Linked DNA regions of Mus musculus: all the other regions are linked to region 4. A link is a loop called in an ENCODE intact Hi-C map of the cell type or tissue named here. Cell type or tissue: heart. All regions are shown on one strand.

Region 1 (5,000 bases), 100 kb after region 4:
CAGCTTTATCTGAATTCCGATAGCACAAAGAATCTACTTTTGTTCTTTTAAATACCAATCAAAACAAGAAGGTCTAAATTTGAATATAAAGCTTAACCCCACTCAACAAGGTGTTTAGACATATTTCCAGACACTATGGGTTATACCTGGGAATGCTATAGGTGTGGGCTTATAATCTTTAATGTGCATGAGCTGAGCACATATGGTTATGGTTCGTATGAAAGTTCATGAGACCTAGATCTGACACCTCGATGCCCTTTCTCTCCGACTTTCACTGCAGCAAACGCTGGAGCCGGAGCCAGTCTTCATGGAAATCTTTATGAAACCTCCTCACGTTTGGCTCAAGCTGCAGAGAGTCAGGTACAGTATTGACTGTGAATGAGCACAACACTGGGAGTCAAGACTTGTCTGGGATTCTTGTCCTAACTTGCTGTGTGACCCTGAGTGAGCCTCTTCATCTCCTTGGGCCTCATTTGTCTCATCAGTAAAATGAGCAGGTAAACTGTACCGTCACCAGGTTTCTTTACTCTCAAGCTTGGAATCTGGATTGTGGTGTGTGTGTGAAGAAGCAGAGCTGACTTTTCCCAGACTTCTGCAAAGTCAGAATTAGAATAAGAATACAGACACCAGCAGCCACAAGCCGAGAATCACATTTTTCCTTCCAAATCAGGAAAGAAAATAGCGATCGAGTTTGTTGTTTGCTTGTTGGTTTTAAGGCATCAAGGAGAGGAGCTAGGGAGATGGCTCTGTCTATAAAGAGCCTGCCACAAAGGCAAGGTCTGAGTTCAGATCTCCAGACCCCACATAAAAAGCCTGACAGGTACAGCTGCAAACATCTGTAATCGTGGCATTGTGGGAGGTGAGCAGGAGACAGGCAGATCCTTGGAGCTCATTGTGCAGCCAGCCCAGCTAAATGGATGCACTCCAGGTTCAGTGAGAGACCGTTTCAACAAATAACATGGAGAACAATAAAGGGAGACACCAGATGTCAATCTCTGGCCTCCATACACACGCACACACACCCATGAGCACATACACCACACACGCACACACTCACACGTACGCACACAGGTAGGATAATTATGAAGAAGGAAGGTGCCGATTTGAATGGCTTGGAAATATCTAATGTTTCAAGGGATGTGTGCAGACTTTTTGATAAGCGGTCCTCTGTCTGAAGCTCTGAGGGTGACAGTGTCTTCAGTCTCTCAAGAGAAGCTAGTAGGGAATTCCTAGAGCTGGATCCAGGGACTGGGAACTCCTGAGGCAGATGCTATACCACTGCTCCAGGGGTTGCCTAGGTCCCTCCGCTCTCAGACAGCCTCCAGGGCAGGCTCGCCAAGCCTCTTATCTCCAACTTCTTGCTGCTTCTGGCCTTCCCTCTTTTCCCCAGCACTTCCTTACAATCAGAGCAGAAATGAGTCTGTTTGCACAATATTTGAACTGACCTTTCAGGTTAAAACACCAGGCCCAAGTCAGGCCTCCATTGAAGAAAAGCATATCTAAGCCACTTCTCCACTACTGAAGAACCTCAGAAACAACACAGACACACACATACTATGTGTGTCTGTCTGTCTGTCTGTGTGTGTGTTTGTGTGTGTGTGTGTGTGTGGTTTGCCTCCATTGAAGACACTTTTCATAAAGGATCCGAAGACCTTAAGTAATAACAATAGCAATAATAATTACAGAGTTGTGACTAAGAAAATACAATATATTTTGGAAATCCCATAGCTCCAAAGGCCATACCAATACTCCCTGCATGGTCCAAACTCATGTATCCCTATGGCTCTACTGGAGGACCCTTCAAAGAGTGACCCAGCCATGACAAGTTAACTATAGACTAAATTATGAACTTTGCAGTCAGACTGAACTTTGGATCTTAAGCTCCAAGCCTGGTTCATCTGCAAGGCCTTGGTAAGTTCACAAACTCTGGAAATATCTTGTACCTCCTTTGCAAATGGAGAAAGGTTCCCATCTGAGCTTCTTGGTTGGTTGGTGTTACCATAGCCTGCCTGCCTTTGAAAAGGAACCCCGAGGGGAAAAGCCTTATGAGGAAAAGTCTAGGGAGCCCCACCAGTCCCCAAGCCAGGAAAAATGGGGTGTAGGGTACAAAGGACTTCCTCCTGCCTCTCTCACCCCTCCCCCTTCTTGAGGCTCAGGGCACTTTATTAGGTTAATCACTGCCTCGGATTTTAACTACTTCCTCAACCTACTCCACATAAATGACTAATTTTATGTTTACCATAAAGCATCTGGAAAGGCTTTAGAAACAAATTTCTACCCAACAGACTTCAGTTTACCCACCTTGATGGGCCACTGGCCCAACCAGTGGCCTCCCTGCCTCTCTAGGACCTAGGACCTTTCTTGCTCTGAAGCACAAAGCAGGCTTGCAGCAACAGTAGTAGCAGCAGCAATTAAGCCCGTCTTTCTTTTCTTTTAATCCCTACTGACTCAGCTCGTCCCTCCATCCTTTAGGGTCTGGTCATGTAAGGTCACTCACACATAATACATTTGTCTAGTTTTGTTGTTGGTGGTGGAGGTTTGGTTTGGTTTGGCTTGGTTTGGTTTAAGTCACAGTGAGAATCCCAAAGGTGGAACCTTTTGGAAACAACAGACCTTTGAGAAGTCACATACCTAGGCTGGGAAGTATGAGGGAAAGAAAGTCTGGTATTGCTGTCCAAGTTCAGCTCTGGGGTCCGGAGGCTGCCCCCGTGCGCCCCCTCCCGGTAGTACTGAAAACCTCTGCTCTGAGTCTTCAGTGGCCGCGTCGCTAAGGCCAAAGCCGAAAGGGTGAGGGGCTCTAGCCTCCCAGTTCCACTTTCAAGTAAAGGCCCTTAGGCACCCCTTCTACACCTAGCCGGAGGTTCCGGGCCTCAGAGCCAAGTCCATCAGTTTAAAAAAAAAAAAAAAAAAAGCGCCGCAGCTGCCATCAGCAACTTCCTTGGAGTTAGAAGTGGGGAGAAGTCAGAGAAATAGGGGGAAGAAGACTACAAGGGGAGTTGCGTGGAGATGAAAAGAGCGATGAAAAAAGAGAAAGAAGACAAGCAGACGTGTTTCAACTCCAAGCTCCCATTTCCCCTTTCAAATGAACGGCCTCCCCACTGTGAGCAGAATCAAGTATTTATGAAGGCATTTTTTGCATATTAATAGCTGCGCAGGGATGGGGCCCTGCCAGCGCTTAAGTCCTAAAGGTATGGTGCCCTTTTGAAAATACAGGTCTTTCCAGCCCCTCATAGAATTTGGTTTTCTCCTTCAGATTTATTTCCCCCTCTGCCTTGTGGGTCCTCCTGGGGCCCTACAACTGATTAAGAGAAATTAGTTTCTGGGCTGCCTTCAGAGTCCAGGACTGCTCTTCCCTCTGCGGGTCGCTGACATCAATCGCAGGCTCTCGCCTTTCCTCTTCCCCAAGGCCTCTGGGGAGAGGCTTGAGGTTGGGTGAGGTGCCCAGCACCTAAAAAGAATCTTAAAATTGTAAATGGAAGTTTCAGAAGGAGATATTAATACATCCGTGCAGTGAGAGAGGAGAAAGTAAAAAAGAAAAATATGCAATCATTTCATTAACGTTAATAATACTGTCGATCCTCGGTGAGGATTGCATTTCATTTTTAAAAAGAAAACATAGAGAGTTAGAAACATAATCAAAAGACCAAATCATATTAAAATAATAGTAGTAGGCAAGAATATGAGCTATAGTTTAGTGGCAGGGCTTGACTACCATAGGCAAGGCCCTGGGTCTGATCCGGAATACTCTTATACACACACACACACACACACACACACACACACACACACACGCACACGCATACGCGCGCACACACACACACACACACACGCACACGCATACGCGCGCACACACACACACACACACACACAGAGGCACAGATGACTAGGGCTTGGGGCTGTAGTTCAGCTGGTTGAGGTCTATCTTAGAATGCACATGGCCCTGCATTCTATCCCTGGGACCACATAAAACCCAGGCACGGTCACACACCTGCAATATCAGCCCTCGGAAAGAAAGGCTCAGAAAGTCAAAATCATCCGAGGCAACCTGAGATCTGTGATCTCCTGGAATCTGTGATTTAATACTGGGCAACATCAAGGTTCCAGACGGTTGGTGAGGAGGAGCCAGCCTGGGCTGCCCAGAGTCCACCCTCTGTGTGCACTGTTATAACAACCAAAGTGTTTCCACCCACTGCTAAATATTCCCCAGGGAGCAAACTGAACCCATCACCCCTCTCTTTTTTTCCTCCTCCTCTTCTTCCTCTTTCCCCTTCCTCCTTTCCTTTTCCTTTTTTGTTGTTACTGTTGTTCGTTTTTGAGCCAGAGTCTTACTATGTAGCCCAGACTGGCCATCCTACCTCACTGAAATTATAGGCATATGCTATCACGTCCAGAGTGACTGAATATTGAAAGTGCAAATCAAAACCATAAGTCAATCATGATTCCATCTATGGTTGTTGATTTTTGTGTTTTGTTCTCAAGCATCTGTTAGGGAGCACAAAATTAGGGTGCTCTGGGTTCAAACTTCACGTCGCGTCCCTGGGCCTGTGGTCTCTGCTCTCCTCCCCTAGTCGTCTTTATTCTATGAAAAAGGAAAGATAAAAAGAGTTTGTAAATTTTCAATTTGATGGAGACATACTCACATAATCGCAGGACCCTGGAGGCTGAACCGGGGGTTGGGAATGTGGTATCTACTTCAAAACCAAACTGAGCACCCTGAATGGAAAAATCAAAAAAATCAAATAAGTAAATAAGTTTACTTTTTTTTTTTTTTTTTTGGACAGGGTCTCACTATATAGACAACGCTGCATGCACTCTGACTCCCAAAGATCTGCCTTTGCCCCCAAAGTGCTAAGACTGGAGGCATTCACTACCACGCCCAGCTAAATAAATAACTTTTTTTTTAAGATTTATTTTATTAATATATGTAAGTACACTGTAGCTGTCCTCAGACACTCCAGAAGAGGGAGTCAGATCTTGTTACAGATGGTTGTGAGCCACCA
Region 2 (5,000 bases), 170 kb before region 4:
GCAACTGTGCTCACGTACATTCCTAGCAATAGTGAGAATAGTGAGAGCCCCACTTTTTCCATATCCTTACTGGCATTTACCATCATCATCACCACCACCACCATCATCATCACCACCACCATCATTTGTATCTGGGGGTACATAACAGAATCTTGTTATATAGCTCAGGCTGGCCTGGAATTCACTCTGTAGCCCATGCTGGCCTCATACATTACAGTGACCCTTCTACCTCAGCCTCCCACGTGGCATATCCCACCACACCCAGCTTACTTTTTGTCTTGTGGACAGAGTCTACTCTAACTGCCATTTGACTTAGCCTCTTGGTCCTGATGCTCATTTCTCTGAGGATTATTGGTGACTCTGTGTGTGTGTGTGTGTGTGTGTTCCTTGGCCAGTCACTTTGTTTTGTTTTGTTTTGTTTTGTTTTTAAGAAATATTCATTCCAGTCATTTGGCCATTTAGAAATCCATGTGCTGTGTACTACTGAGCTAAAGTCCTGCTACACTCTCTACCCAGCACAATCAAAGATGTTTGGCTGCTGTGCACTTGGGTGAACAGCACAGCCTCCATCCATTGGCCGATATTGCTAGGCCTTGCCTGGGTAAGTCTTGCCTGGGTAAGGAACCATACTGATTCTGGTAGAGACATTAAAAATCTCCCAGTGCTGACCCCAGTAAGAACTAGCTTTCTCCCAGTTCTAGTGAGCAGGGCTTTAGGCTGTGGCTGATTGTAGCTGCTTGTACCTGAGTGAGTCTGGAAGGAGAGAGGGATGTATCTTGAACAAGACTGCCCCTTTTCCCCTTCCTTCCCTCTTTCCTTCCTTCCTCCTTCCCCACTCCTCACTTTAAGCAAGCTGGCTGAGAACTGTCTGTCCTCCACTTCAAAGGGCCAGTTGTCTTATTTTGATGTGGGCAGATTGAGAAGTAGGCTTTGAAAAATAGACTCTTTTTTTGTTGTTGTTTAATCTTTCCTCCTGGGATGGCTTTCAGAGCGGTATATCCAAGTGTCAGTGCGGGGGGGTTCTGACGAGCCTGGATTCCCAGACTCTCAGCAGGATCATCCTCTAACAGAAATATAAAAGTGAAATATTAAAAACCCTGCGACGTGAACTCCATCTGCAGAGTAGCCGGGGCCTTGCCTGCTTGTGCCATGGGGGAAAAAAACAGATCTTGAAAAAAGAGGGAGGAGAAAAAGCTCTTTGACTAGGAGGTTTGCAGGGTTAGCAGAGCACGGTAACTTCCCCTCAAAGGAGTGGGTGTTGCTCTTCACCCCCACCCCACCCCAAACTCTCATCCTTTGACTCAGCCTCCAGCACTCCCTAGCCTCCTCCTGCAAGGCACCCCCCTTTCACATGCTAACGGAGGTGTCTATGATTGGCTGAACAATACACTGGTCACACTCATTAAAGGGCTGCTATCTTTCACACAATTAGCCAAGACACATTAATCAAGCTGACGGCACTGAGGCTGCTGGCCTGCATGGGGGAGGGGGAGATTTTAGTGACTCTCCCTAAGCAGCCCCAAGCAAAGATAGAGTCCTAAAGGGAATTCTTCTACCCCAATGTCTGAAGAGGTTAAAGCCCCAACTGACAAGGCTATCTGGGCTGGGTTTGTGGCACTGGAGAACCCAGAGGCTTAGAACAAACCAGATGTTCATCTTGGCTAAGGTCTATTAACCGAGAGACAGTAGTGTGAATTTGAGCAACAGAAGCCTTTAGATGTTTTTACAAAGTTCCCCCAGCCTTGGTACCTCCTCCCTCCATTCACAAGAAAATGCACTCAGAGTCATTGGAACCTCAGGCATTCTGAGGCCAACTAAACAGAGGCTATGCCCACCCACACAGTGCGGGTTTCCCTATCCAGACAGAAAGCCTACCAGAGAAGAGAAACAGACTCAGTTGAGACAATGTAACAACTGCTGTGGTGTTTGTCCTAAGCCCTTGAAGGGCATTAAAATATAGTTCATTCTGAGAGAAAATGAAATGGTAGCATTCATGCTTTTGATCACGATATATATATATATATATATATATATATATATATATATATATATATATATATATATATATATATATATATATATATTTAATTTTTCTTTTCCAAGTCCCCTTTTTGTCTAGATTTTCAATGGCAACAGACGACAAGGTCTTACCTTGGAGACCTGTTTGCTTCAAAATCACATAGGGCTTTTCAGGGAATCAGCTAAATATTTAGACGTGTCTCTGTTAACATATACGGAGGCCTGCTTCTCTGGAGGCAGTCCAGGCACCGTCTCATTAGATGCAAAGATCTTGTGATAAAGAGGAACTTTTTCTTCTGCCCACATGATCACAGCGCAGTTGTGGTTTTTAATGTGTCACTGACTGTTCGGTCCAGCCCTGTTTGCTCCCCTGAAAGGGTCTGCCGGGCTCTGTTTGCTTCCTTAAACACAGTTTTTGAAAGCTCTCACGCTGGGTGAGCTCAAATCCTAGCATTAAGGTACTGCTGAGTTCATTTCACCACGCTCAAAAGCGCTGAGTTTAAATCCCTCTCAATTCCATTTGAGGCACCAGAAGACTTTATCCTTCTTCACTAATGGTTCCAAGTTTACATCTAGATACTGGGGGTCAAGGACAGGAGAGGATTTAGAAATAACAGTGCGTGACATTAGTCAATGCATTTGCCAAATTGGCAATTAGTTCCTGATGTGCGTGCAAAGCACTTTACTCCTGTCTCTTTGATGCCTGTTCCCATAGAGAAGGGAGCAGCATCCACTGAGGCTGTTAGGACTTTTAAAGAAATATCTGCTGAAAAGCACGCCTGATTTCCTCATGAGCTCAGCCACAGGGAAGCATCCGGGATTAGGCTGGTTTTCAGTTCCAGGAAAGAGCACCTCATCTGGGGAGTTTTTTCACTGGGGGAACTTAGTGGAAGTCAAAAAGGCAAAAAAAAAAAAAAAAAAAAAAAAAGCTGCACGCAGAAAAAGCCCAGAGGCACAGGCACCGGAATCCATCTGTGCCCTTGCCCACACCCTGTTGTGTTTTGTTTTTTTGATTTTTTTTTTTTGGTATGCTTGCTTTTGCAACTTTTAACCACTAGGTGGAAGCAAGAAATAACTGGGAAGGACAGCAGCAATCTAGTCAGATGGTGGAGCTTCACTCCTGAATTCTCCTTCTGACTGTAAAACCACTTTAAGATGTTCCCTGCATGTATATGATCTCAGGGCTGATTGTACATACAGGTAACATTAAATGGACTAAGCATGTTGTATTTATGTATTTAGGGATAGATCTTGAATTTGAGAGAGGGAGAGGGAGAAAGAGAGGAAGAAGGAGAAGGAGAGGGAGAGGGAGGCATGGGGAGATACATGTACAAAGTTGGAAGGAGGAAAGGGAGGAGGGGAATTATGTAATTATCATTTCATATATATGGTATAGATATAGATATGTATGTATATATATGGCATATATATGGCATATATATGGCATATATATGTATGTATGTATATATATATATATGTATGTATGTGTATATATATATATGTATACATATATATATAACAGTGTAAGAGCTGTGGGAGTCATGCAGGAGACAAATACTGGACTGAAAATCATCCTCTCCCCAAAAGGGATAAAAAACCATTAATGTGTTGGTTCAGAGAACTCTGAGCAAATCGCAGAATCCAGGCTAACACTGCCTCTGCTCTGGTGTCAGCTGCAGCCATGAGTAACTTGCTGAGAGAGAGAGATTTCCTGGGCTGAACTCAGAGGGAGGGAGCTACCTTCTGAGTGGAAAGTCCAAGTTCCTCCATTTATTGTCTGGGAGAACTTGAGGGAGTTTTTTACTTTCAGTTCTCTGAGCCATAAAATGGGAGCTAGCCTATCATTTAAAACATATTCCCTGTGTACCAGGAAGTATACATAAGTATATGCACAATATGTAATGATACATATATACAGTATACTACATATTATATATAATATTTATTGCACATAATTGCTAATCTCTACTGCTACTTGCCTGGGTCAGTGTTGGAGGACAGGTGAGGACATGCTTTCCCAGGCTCACAGAGAGACGTTTCCTGACTGAAAAGGACGGGAGTCAGTATCCAGCTTTGCTCTATTTCTCTTTATCATATTGTTTCCCTGAATCTTTTTACAGCACAGTACTGAAAAATTATCATTGAACTGTATCTGCCACAGAGCCTAGCTTCTCAGAAAAGCCCCACCAAAGCTATGCTTCCATTCTTGTTGCCACAGTGTTCGAGGCCAGCTGCTCAGTGACCCACCATGGTATAGCTACCACGACGGGTGTTGAAGAACACACTGTCTCTTTTCTTTATAGTTAGAACCTTGGGGATCCTGGCCTCTTTCAGGAAGCCCAGCGTACCTTGAGGCACCACAACTGACTTTTAGTTTGCCTTGCGTGGGCCCAAACGTTGTCTGGATTCCCACATCGTTAAAGTTGATGTTCAGGTTTTTAAGCACCTACCTATGTGTGTCTGAGTGCCTGTTAAGCCTGTACCTGTCCGTTCCCCACATCTAAACTGCCATCATATGCCTACCCACCTTGTGCCTGCAGAGCCTTCCCTAGAAGAACCCTCATTACTCGCCTGCCAGGAACGCAGCAGGGCCACGTAAATCCGCTGTGTCGGCATCGCCACTGCTTTTTTTGCTAAAATATGTTACAAGAAAAAGATTTCTAGAATTTCCTAGAGGCCAAGCCAGTGACTTCTAGTCCTTCCAGAAGAATTTTGCACATGCCCCTTAACTGGTACATGAAATTAATCAGTAGATAGTTGTAAAATGAAGCCATCTTGCTTTGATTCATAACCACCTTATCAAATGGCAGCAATGTTACCATCCATACTTTGTTTTCGTTGTGAGCCTAGCCTTTAATGGCTGAGCCAGTTCTTCCAGCCCCTATCCACACTTTATAGATGAGAGCTGTAGCTTTAAGAGTCAGATATCTGTCCCAGGGTCACCTAGCCAGGAAGCAGTTGACTCAGAATATCCAGACTCA
Region 3 (5,000 bases), 140 kb after region 4:
CTGCTAACTCCCCAGCCATGCTCCCTAAGTACTTGCTGTTTGAGTCTTGCCTAGGTTATTTCTGCGCCATCAAGGGACATAGAGTTTGGCCATGTGTTCCTGGTCCATCTCACCTAATGGAGACCTCATTTTCTCTGTCTTTCTTTCTCCTTCTCCTCCATTCTCTTTCTCCTTCCTCCTCCTCTCTCCTCGTGGTCCTTACTTGAGACCCTCAGCCCAGTAGTAACCAAAGTACCTCTATTCTCCCCAGTAATTATCTGTAGTCCCTTTTATTTAACCAATAGCTTTAAATTGGGGAGCAAGGTTTATACAACAAACGTATGTGAGAATCTGCTCACCAGTGGCAACCAGATCTTGGGGTTCAGAATTTAGCATTTGTAGACACAGCACCAGACCAACTCTCAACAGAAAATGCCTCCATAAAGTCCAACTACAGGTAAGCCTACAGGGCATTTTCTTAATTGGTGATTAATGGGAGAGGGCCCAGCCCATTGTGGGTGGGGTCATCCCTGGGCTTGTGGTCCTGGGTTCTATAAGGAAGCAGGCTGAGCAAGCCATGGGGATCAAGACAGTAAGAAGCACCCTTCCATGGCCTCGGCATCAGCTCCTGCCTGCAGGTTCCTGCTCTATTTGAGTTCTTACCTGGGCTTCCCCCAATAGACTGTGACTCAGGATATGTAAACCCTTTCTCCCCAAGTTGCTTTTATCATGATGTTTCATCACAGCAGTAGAAACATAACTAAGACATTATGGCACCTAAAAATCCAAAGAATTCTTAAGTATACTGACGATGTTTTCATAGTTTTCAAGTTCTTACTTGTTTTACGGTTGTAAATTTTGAGTTAATTATAATTAGTTAATATGATCTATGTGTCATTTAAATTATAGATTCCACTCTACTTTCTAATTTTAGTTTATTTATTCCTAACTTTAGTTTATTTCGTCTTTTAGTTTATGCTCAGAAAATTGGGTCACTTGGTCCTGTTTCCCATGGTGTTGATTCTGCTGTGTCCTCCTGTTGTGGGTTCTTGTGTTTCATGGCTTTTCTATTTCCTGTTACTCAGTCCTTGAGTCTAGAGACTTAATCAGATTCAGGTTTCATTCTTCCGTTTGGCAAGGCCAGTTCTGTGTCTCTCAGGACACAGAATGTTCACTTGTCTCTTTTTGATGCCAGTAGTTATAGATCCATCAGTCCTGGGGCTGGCGAAAATAATGCCAGATGGAATTCTATCAGTGCTTCCTCATTTACTAGTTGGGAGATGCCAACAAAGAGGAATATTCCCCTTAGCCAGTGGTATAGTTTACATAAGGAGGCAGGACAGTTGATCAATCTTTCCATTTATGGATCAGTTTTCAATGAGCTGGTTCCCTGCAGCCCCCACAGAGATCTAGTTTTCAGAGATAATCATTGCTAATTATTAACTTGTGGACATATATATGGAAAATATAATTTTAAGATAATACATGAAAAATGATTTCATTTTAATAAATAAAAATAGACATGAATAAATATAATCTTCTATATAACCCTGGATATAGCAAGCACAGATAGGAAGAGCTGTTACCATAAAGATGACAATTCTAAAAAGGGTGCAGTGGCATTTAGGACCAGCCTGGGGGACCTAGCAAGCTTCTTTCTTTCTTTCTTTTACTATTTTTATTTATTTATTTATTTTATCTATTTTGGGGTTTTTTTGGTTTTTTTTTTCCCCCGAGACAGGGAGTTCTACGGGAACTCCATCTGTAGACCAGGCTGGTATTGAACTCACAGAGATCTGCCTGCCTCTGTCTCTGAGTGCTGGGATTAAAGGTGTGCACCACAGCCTAGCTGCAAGGTTCTTTCTGGAAGGAAGGAAGAGATGGAGGGAGAGAGAGAGGAAGGGAAGGAAGGAGGGAAGAAGGGAGGAAGGGAGGGAGGGAGAAAGAGAAAGAAAGAAAGCAAGCAAGCAAGCAAAGGCAAGACAAGACAAGACAAGACAATGATCCATAAATTAATCTATCAATTTGAAGCAATCATAAAAGTCCCATCAGATGAGCTGACACACATCTTCAATCCCACAGTTGGAAAGCTGAAACAGGAAGACTGAGTTCCAGGCAAGCCTGGGCTACATAGTGAGACCAAATCAAAGGTAATTCGATCACAGGGACACCTCTCTTGTGAAAGCTTAGTGTAGTTCCCTCAGTGGGTTAATGGCTTCGAGAGCAAGTTGTTATAAATCAAATTCAGCTTCCCTAGCTTGCTCTCTTGATGCGTAATACCACTGGCTCTTCCATATGTCTCTTTCTTTTCTTCCATAAAGCCATGATTCTTCATAAATAAATGCTTCATTTCATTATTGGAAAAATGTGAATCAAATATGTGAGACTATTCAAATCTTACACGACTAAATAGAAAGTCCATGGGTAATGAGTATACAAGGTTTTTGTTCTACACCCTGCATCGTTTATTTTATAGATGTCAAAATTCAATGCCTAAATACCAAGTTATTTTCCTAAGGGAAAGAAACCCCCTTCTCTAGCTCACACAGATCAGTTCTGATCATACAGGGTGGAGTAACACCAGTGTAAGCCTCCACTTCTGGATGGTACAATTGCGCCCTCTGGTGGTCATCATGTGCTCTGTACCCAAGCTCAGAAAAATAGTACAAGGCAGAGCATGCCTTCAATGAGAATGTGTCATGCCCCATCCCCTCTCCTTCCCTACTCCCAGGCAGCCATGTTCAATAAAGAAATTCTCACAGAGGTCCCCTTGTCATGGAGATACCTTAGGTACTATAATCATCTCCTACTACCCAATAATATCCCATATAGAAAGCAAAAGAAACTCTCAGGTACATTTCTCAGTTACATTGGACACTTATAGACTCTCCCCACTCCAAAGGCTGGAGGTGATGTGTGTGAGAGTATTACCTCAGTGTGCGAGAATGGCCAACGGGAGCCCAGTTACAAAGGAACCCTGGGGGTCGGGGAGCACTATCAAACTGAACACTGTTTAAAGCAGTTTGCTTTTAGTGTTATAACCACACTGGGCTTTTAAGGAAACAATTTAAACATACTTAAATCTTCTAATCTAACATAATATTCTTTTGTCTATTTTCTCTTCCAATCCTTAGCCATCTAGTTTTTTTGTGATTGTTGTTTGATTTTTGAGATGGGTGTGAATGTTCACTCTGGCCGGCCTGGTATGCGAAGCAATCCTTCTCTAGGTTTTAATGAATTCTATCACTTTTCTACTTTTCTATAGTCTATATTTTTTTATTGTTATACCATAAATACTTTCTACACTTTCAGTATTTATCTTTCTTTTCTTTCCTATTTATTAATCTCCTGAGTAGTATCAAGGTTTGAATACAGCGAGAAAGACATTCTACCTGTGAGTTGTTCCTAGCCCTTACCTATAAATTTAAGTACCACACTCATGTATAAGTCACTTCCCAAGTCTGTTAAACTGTCTCTAATTTTTCATTGCCAACAAATAAAATAAGTACATTTTTATAAAAGTTAAGGGGCTGGTGAGATGGCTCAGTGGGTAAGAGCACCCGACTGCTCTTCCGAAGGTCAGGAGTTCAAATCCCAGCAACCACATGGTGGCTCACAACCACCCATAACAAGATCTGACTCCCTCTTCTGGAGTGTCTGAGGACAGCTACAGTGTAATAAATAAATAAATAAATAAATAAATAAATATTTAAAAGTTGACTTGTCGGGCCTGGTATGGTGGCACACACTTTTAATCCCAGCACTTGGGAGGCGGAGGCAGGCGAATTTCTGAGCTCGAGGCCAGCCTGGTCTACAGAGTGAGTTCCAGGACAACCAGGGCTACACAGAGAAACCCTGTCTCGGAAAAAACAAACAAACAAACAAACAAACAAAAAGGTTGCCTTGTCTTTTCGGATTGTTTCCATCTGCTACATAGCCAGGAGAGAGTCCTGTTTAAAGGCTAAAATAGTTTTCTGGTTCTAGACACATACTGTCTCTTTCCTAGAGGATACCTTAGTGAGTTTAATGTCACCTACCACAGGCCATCTTTGGTCCCCACGTGGGTTTGTTACTCTCATCTGCATTGTGTACAGCTTTAGCATAGACATTTCCCCTCGCCTGATTTCCTTCTGGTAAAACTGCCTGGGCCATTTGCTGATGGAGGATTCTCTGTTTTCACAGACCCAGAACTAAGGAACAAGACCCTTGCCTGCCTCAGTACTTCCCTGGCTGAGTACAACCAGCCCTCTGAGGCTGACACCTTAAAGAGCATGTAAGTGTGCAACGTACAGTGACTTGGACTCTCCTTTTCATCCATGTGCCTTCGGGCTTTTGTTTGTTTGGCTTTTGTTTTGTTTCACGAGATAACATGCTGGCAGTTGGGTTTAAAGGAAAGAGGCCCCTAGGTAGATTGCACATTGATGATTGAGCTGTTTCAAACCACATCCCCCAGCTTAGGTTAGAGTAGAAGGGTGGGGGGTAAATGTTAACCATCTAGAAGCAGCTTTTTTGTGTGTCCATGCACCTGAGGTTTACTGAGACTCTGGAAGGCTTTGGACAACCACTGTGGACAATTTCATTAACTCTGGATAGAATAAAGTTGGCCGGACACCACCTTGGCGTCTTCTCATCCCTGCCTACACAGGCACACCTTCCCTATGAGCTTACTGCGAACTTGCTGGCCTGCAGCCCAGGCAGCCTGGCACGGTCCTTTGTCCTCAGTCTCCTTTGGTTGTGGCCTTTGCTGTAGACTTCTTTGCCGCCAGCTGGAACTAGATCCTATTGTGGATTCCATGAGCCAGGGTTGACTTGAAACCAACAATCTAAAGACTCTCTTAGATCAAAAGGTTTTGGACAGAAACAGAAGCAAAAGGAGAAGAGAGCCTTGATGATGGAGGTAGCCTATTAAAGGAGTTGTTTGTCTGTTTGTTTGTTTTAATTTTCTATCCCTTTTCCCTCAACATATTTTAAACAGGTTATTACAGCTCCCCTCCCCCTAGCCAAACCAATAAAATAATCAA
Region 4 (5,000 bases):
ACAGGCAAGTTCCCTTTCTGGTGCGTTTTTTTCTCCCTTGAGCAAATTCTGGGTAAAAGTTTTTCCTAACTTTTCTCTCAGTCCCCCGCCCCTCCCCTCAGGAATCCGCCCAGAGCTCTTTAAGCACCGCCTTCCTTGTTTCCTCGGCCGCCCCTTCCGACTTCCACCCAATCGGAACAGGTCCACAGAGAAAACAAAGCGCGCTATTGGATGTCCAGAGGGCTCGGGGCCCGCCCCCGGAGTGGTTTGTGAATGGGGGGAGGGGAGGGGGCGGGGCGGCCCGCAGCCCTGCAAGCCCGACGCTTCTTCTAGCCACCAGTGCGGCTCCCAGGCGTTACTCCGCGCTCCTTCCCTGGCGGGCGGTGCTGGACGCGGAGAGTCGCGGGCTGGGACTGCGCGGGGCAGGAGAGGCCGGGTGCAGGCAGGCCGCGGGTGCAGGGGCCTCGGCGCTTCGGATTCCGTGCAACTCCGTTTCCAAAACCAGCTTGTCCAGCTCTTACCTCCCGAGCACCGATCAGACTCAAAGCGAGAACGAGCCATTTGACTTGAAACTTGGGGCCGACCTTCCTAGGACTGAAGGAGGCTCCAGAATCAGAAGAGGCGGCTGCAGTGGCCCGCGGGGCCTCAAGGAGAGAAGGCGGAGCAGCACCACCGAGGCGACGGCCGGGGCGAGCAGGCAGGGACGCAGGGCGCTGGCCTGGCGGAGGCCTGGCTCGGTTTAGGGGACGTGCGTATCGGCGTGCGCCCGGGGCTCGAGAAACTTGGGCAAACTTTGAAGGGTAACCGGAGAAGCTTGTTGCTCGTCGCCGCAGAGAAAGCCGCACCGTTACGTCTCGGCGGGGAGGGTAAGGCGACACCCCTTCCCTCGATCCCCCACTCCAGGCCCAGGAGTTTGAACCTCCGGCGGCTGCGTGAGTGCCACGCGGAGGCGGCTGCGGCGCCCCCTCGGCTGGCGGCCTCGCCCCCGCTGTGCAGGCACCCTAGCACCCTCGGCTCCGCGCCGCCCACGGCCCGGCCCCGGCGCCGGGAGGACTCTCATGCGCCGGGCGCGGCGGCGCCTCCCTGTATCCAAGCCTCTCCCCAGCGCCTCGTCTTTTTCCTCCAGCTGAGAACGCCGCTGCACTCGCGACCGGCGATGCGGGGCCCCGGCACGGCGGCGTCGCACTCGCCCCTGGGCCTCTGCGCCCTGGTGCTTGCTCTTCTGGGCGCGCTGCCCACGGACACCCGGGCTCAGCCATATCACGGCGAGAAAGGCATCTCGGTACCGGACCACGGCTTCTGCCAGCCCATCTCCATCCCGTTGTGCACGGATATCGCCTACAACCAGACCATCCTGCCCAACCTGCTGGGCCACACGAACCAAGAGGACGCGGGCCTCGAGGTGCACCAGTTCTACCCTCTGGTAAAGGTGCAGTGTTCTCCTGAGCTACGCTTCTTCTTATGCTCTATGTACGCACCCGTGTGCACCGTGCTCGACCAAGCCATTCCTCCGTGCCGTTCCTTGTGCGAGCGCGCCCGACAGGGCTGCGAGGCGCTCATGAACAAGTTCGGCTTCCAGTGGCCAGAGCGGTTGCGCTGCGAGAACTTCCCAGTGCACGGTGCCGGCGAGATCTGCGTGGGGCAGAACACGTCCGACGGCTCCGGGGGCGCGGGCGGCAGTCCCACCGCCTACCCTACTGCTCCCTACCTGCCAGACCCACCTTTCACTGCGATGTCCCCCTCAGATGGCAGAGGCCGCTTGTCTTTCCCCTTCTCGTGTCCGCGCCAGCTCAAGGTGCCCCCCTACCTGGGCTACCGCTTCCTAGGTGAGCGTGACTGCGGTGCCCCGTGTGAGCCGGGCCGTGCTAACGGCCTCATGTACTTTAAAGAAGAGGAGAGACGGTTCGCCCGCCTCTGGGTGGGTGTGTGGTCAGTGCTGTGCTGCGCCTCGACGCTCTTCACGGTGCTCACCTACCTAGTGGACATGCGTCGCTTCAGCTATCCAGAGCGACCCATCATCTTCCTGTCGGGTTGCTACTTCATGGTGGCAGTGGCGCACGTGGCAGGCTTCCTGCTAGAGGACCGTGCCGTGTGCGTGGAGCGCTTCTCGGACGATGGCTACCGCACGGTGGCGCAGGGCACCAAGAAGGAGGGCTGCACCATCCTCTTCATGGTGCTTTACTTCTTCGGTATGGCCAGCTCCATCTGGTGGGTCATTCTGTCCCTCACTTGGTTCCTGGCAGCTGGCATGAAGTGGGGCCACGAGGCCATCGAGGCCAACTCGCAGTACTTTCATCTGGCCGCGTGGGCTGTGCCAGCGGTCAAGACAATCACCATTTTGGCCATGGGCCAGGTGGATGGTGACCTACTCAGTGGAGTGTGCTACGTGGGCCTGTCTAGTGTGGATGCATTGCGGGGCTTCGTGCTGGCGCCCTTGTTCGTCTACCTCTTCATCGGGACGTCCTTCCTGTTGGCCGGCTTTGTGTCTCTCTTTCGCATCCGCACCATCATGAAGCACGACGGCACCAAGACAGAGAAGCTGGAGAAGCTGATGGTGCGCATCGGCGTCTTCAGCGTGCTCTACACGGTGCCGGCCACCATCGTGTTGGCCTGCTACTTTTATGAGCAGGCCTTCCGAGAGCACTGGGAACGCACCTGGCTCCTGCAGACTTGCAAGAGCTACGCTGTGCCCTGCCCTCCGGGCCACTTCTCTCCCATGAGCCCCGACTTTACAGTCTTCATGATCAAGTACCTGATGACCATGATCGTGGGCATCACTACGGGCTTCTGGATCTGGTCGGGCAAGACCCTGCAGTCATGGCGTCGCTTCTACCACAGACTCAGCCACAGCAGCAAGGGGGAAACTGCGGTATGAGCCCCGGTCCTTACCCACCCTTGCCTCTTCTACCCTTTTACAGGAGGAGAGGCATGGTAGGGAGAGAACTGCTGGGTGGGGGCTTGTTTCCGTAAGCTACCTGCCCCCTCCACTGAGCTTTAACCTGGAAGTGAGAAGTTATTTGGAGGTGAGAAGAGATTTGGGGCGAGAGATGGTTTTGAGAGGAGGCCCAGATGAAAAAAGGCAAAGGCAGTGGCCGAAAAGACTTCTGGCTAAGACTTGCAGGACGATGCTAACTGTGAAAGATATGGACCGGCTAGGGCCTAAGGGAAAGGTTGAGACCAGCAGAGAGAGAGACTGGTGAGGTTTTCAGGCGCCAGAGATGAGCCAGGGCTGTGAGTCCAATCCCCTGCTGCAAGGCAAGTGGTTGTTCTCACTCTAGTGAAGGGGGGCTGGGAGGGGAGGGTGATACCGCTCTGTCTGTAGCCTAGGCTTTGTGGCCAAGATGGGGGGGACCTCCTGCGGTGCCCTTGTCAAGTGGTGGTCAAACCATAATCTCTTTTCACTGGGGCCAAACTGGAGCCCAGATGGGTTAATTTCCAGGGTCAGACCTTACAGTCCTCCTCCCGGGCCCCCTCCCGCCTGCTTTTCCTTCCCTACTCCTTTCAAGTCTAGTAAAATAAGCATTTGGAAGGCCGGGCCCTGCCTGCTAGAGTCCTAGCGTGAAGTTGGTTTTCAAGAGGAGGCCAAGAAGGCGAGTGGGAGATACAGTCTGCTACTTTTTAATTTGTTGCTACTTTTTCATTTTCTAGGGAAGGCAGAGAGAAAAAGAATGTTTTATTTGGTTTCATACCCTGAAAAAAAGTCATGACTTGTTGCTTTTCAAAACAGGAACGCATTCACACACACACACACCCCATCCCACCCCCCTTGTCTTTGTTGTAAGAGACAAAGCGGGAAACAAAAGTGTCTCCCTGAGGAAAGGCCTAACTGTGAAGCCAGCAGCTTTTACAGGCAAAGCCACAGAAATCCGAGGTTTTCCTTTGGTTGTTAATTTGGTTGAGATAAACATTCCTTTTTAAGGAAGAGTGAAGAGCAGCTTTCATACCCATTCAGGCACACGTTCTGACTTGGATAAAGGAAATGCTAGGAGTTTTGTTATTTGTTTTAAACAGATTTAATTCAGAACACATGATCTAATAGACTCGTTTGCTTAATGAAATCTCCTCCCATTCTACGCCCCCATAACCCAAATTTTGATTTTTCTGCCCCCTTCCTTCCGTCCAATTTGGGATTTTTGCTGTTTTTGTTTTGTTGTGTTTTGTTTTTCCTCCAGACAGGGTATCTCTGTGTAGCCCTGACTATCCAGGAACTGGCTCTGTAGAGCAGGCTGGCTTTGAACTCACAGACATCCACCTGCCTCTGCCTCTCAATTGCTGGGATTAAAGGCATGGTCCACCAGGCCTGGCTCCCCTTCCTAATTTGTATCTTTCAAGACATAACGCTCACATTAGTAAAGATAAAAGACAAAAATTTTAACTTAAAGGTTTAAAAGCATTTTGCCCTCATTTTCTTGTTCTAGAGATGTAAACATCTATCTATCAGACACATGAGCTGACCCTTTCTCTCTCTGGTTGCATGAGGCGAGGGCAAGAGGAATGATAGCGAAGGAAGAGGAGAGTTTGAGTCAGGTTTCAAGAAAGTCATTAAGGGAAGGTGAACTTCAAAGTGATTCTGGAGTTCTTTGAAATGTGCTAGAAGACTTACATTTATTAATCTTAAATCGTGTACTTCTCTTTTTTTCCCTGCAATAGAAGTCTGGTTCTTTGGCATAATGTAAAGCTGAGCAGAGCATCATGGGAGTTGACCTTTACCCTACCTTTGACACTGACTGTCCTCCAATTTTGCAATGTTCTTCAGTTTCTCAGAGCAGTTTTTAATGCCAGCCAGGGGGGGATTGTCGGGAGGACAGATTACTTCATATGTGTCCTGTTCAGTTGAATGGAGCTGCTTTTACAATTAAAGTGATCTTGTATTTTTTAAACTTTCAAAGTGATCTCACCTGTCAGAATTTTTTTAAGCTGCCACTACACAGGTTTGGCATCTTTTGTGTTTTATCTCTTTAAGTGCATGTGAAATTTGTAAAATAGAGACAGTGCAGTATGTATATTTTGTAAATCTCCCA

Evidence for each region. A loop is a pair of places that touch in the nucleus more often than their neighbours do. Peaks named below come from ENCODE experiments on the same cell type or tissue, not always from the same donor. Only the 100,000 strongest peaks of a DNase experiment are listed, where the experiment ranks them.
Region 1: it touches region 4 in a loop (5-fold over the local background); 15 of 42 quality-filtered maps call a loop at or near these places.
Region 2: a loop joins it to region 4, with 4 times the contacts of the local background. A loop is called at or near these places in 15 of 42 quality-filtered maps.
Region 3: a loop joins it to region 4, with 5 times the contacts of the local background. A loop is called at or near these places in 11 of 42 quality-filtered maps.

The regions. Positions count from the first base shown.
Region 1 is chr1:59,582,116-59,587,115 of GRCm38, forward strand. Gm973 (predicted gene 973) reads left to right here. Exons shown (of 19, transcript NM_001357842.1): 10 at 281-360. It overlaps Gm39648 (a long non-coding RNA gene), which reads right to left. Exons shown (of 3, transcript XR_865454.2): 3 at 4,283-4,579. Among named protein-coding and RNA genes, the nearest start is that of Gm39648, 12 kb to the right of the region's middle. In heart, a CTCF peak has its summit at 2,725 (motif pointing left); a DNase peak (open chromatin) is centred at 2,728; H3K4me3 peaks cover 251 bases; H3K27me3 peaks cover 1,922 bases.
Region 2 is chr1:59,313,844-59,318,843 of GRCm38, forward strand. The region is part of intron 10 of Cdk15 (cyclin-dependent kinase 15); the gene reads left to right. Among named protein-coding and RNA genes, the nearest start is that of Gm51625, 52 kb to the right of the region's middle. In heart, a CTCF peak has its summit at 3,076 (motif pointing right); a DNase peak (open chromatin) is centred at 2,338; H3K27ac peaks cover 324 bases; H3K27me3 peaks cover 3,218 bases.
Region 3 is chr1:59,620,926-59,625,925 of GRCm38, forward strand. It overlaps Gm973 (predicted gene 973), which reads left to right. Exons shown (of 19, transcript NM_001357842.1): 12 at 4,162-4,252. Among named protein-coding and RNA genes, the nearest start is that of Gm33833, 3.5 kb to the left of the region's middle. In heart, a CTCF peak has its summit at 2,613 (motif pointing left); a DNase peak (open chromatin) is centred at 2,646; H3K27me3 peaks cover 199 bases.
Region 4 is chr1:59,481,825-59,486,824 of GRCm38, forward strand. Fzd7 (frizzled class receptor 7) reads left to right here and starts at 323. Exons shown (of 1, transcript NM_008057.3): 1 at 323-5,000. The coding sequence starts at 1,136. The coding sequence ends at 2,854. In heart, CTCF peaks have their summits at 357, 558, 2,101 and 2,300; DNase peaks (open chromatin) are centred at 177, 1,077, 1,747 and 2,177; H3K4me3 peaks cover 5,000 bases; H3K27ac peaks cover 4,260 bases; H3K27me3 peaks cover 1,559 bases.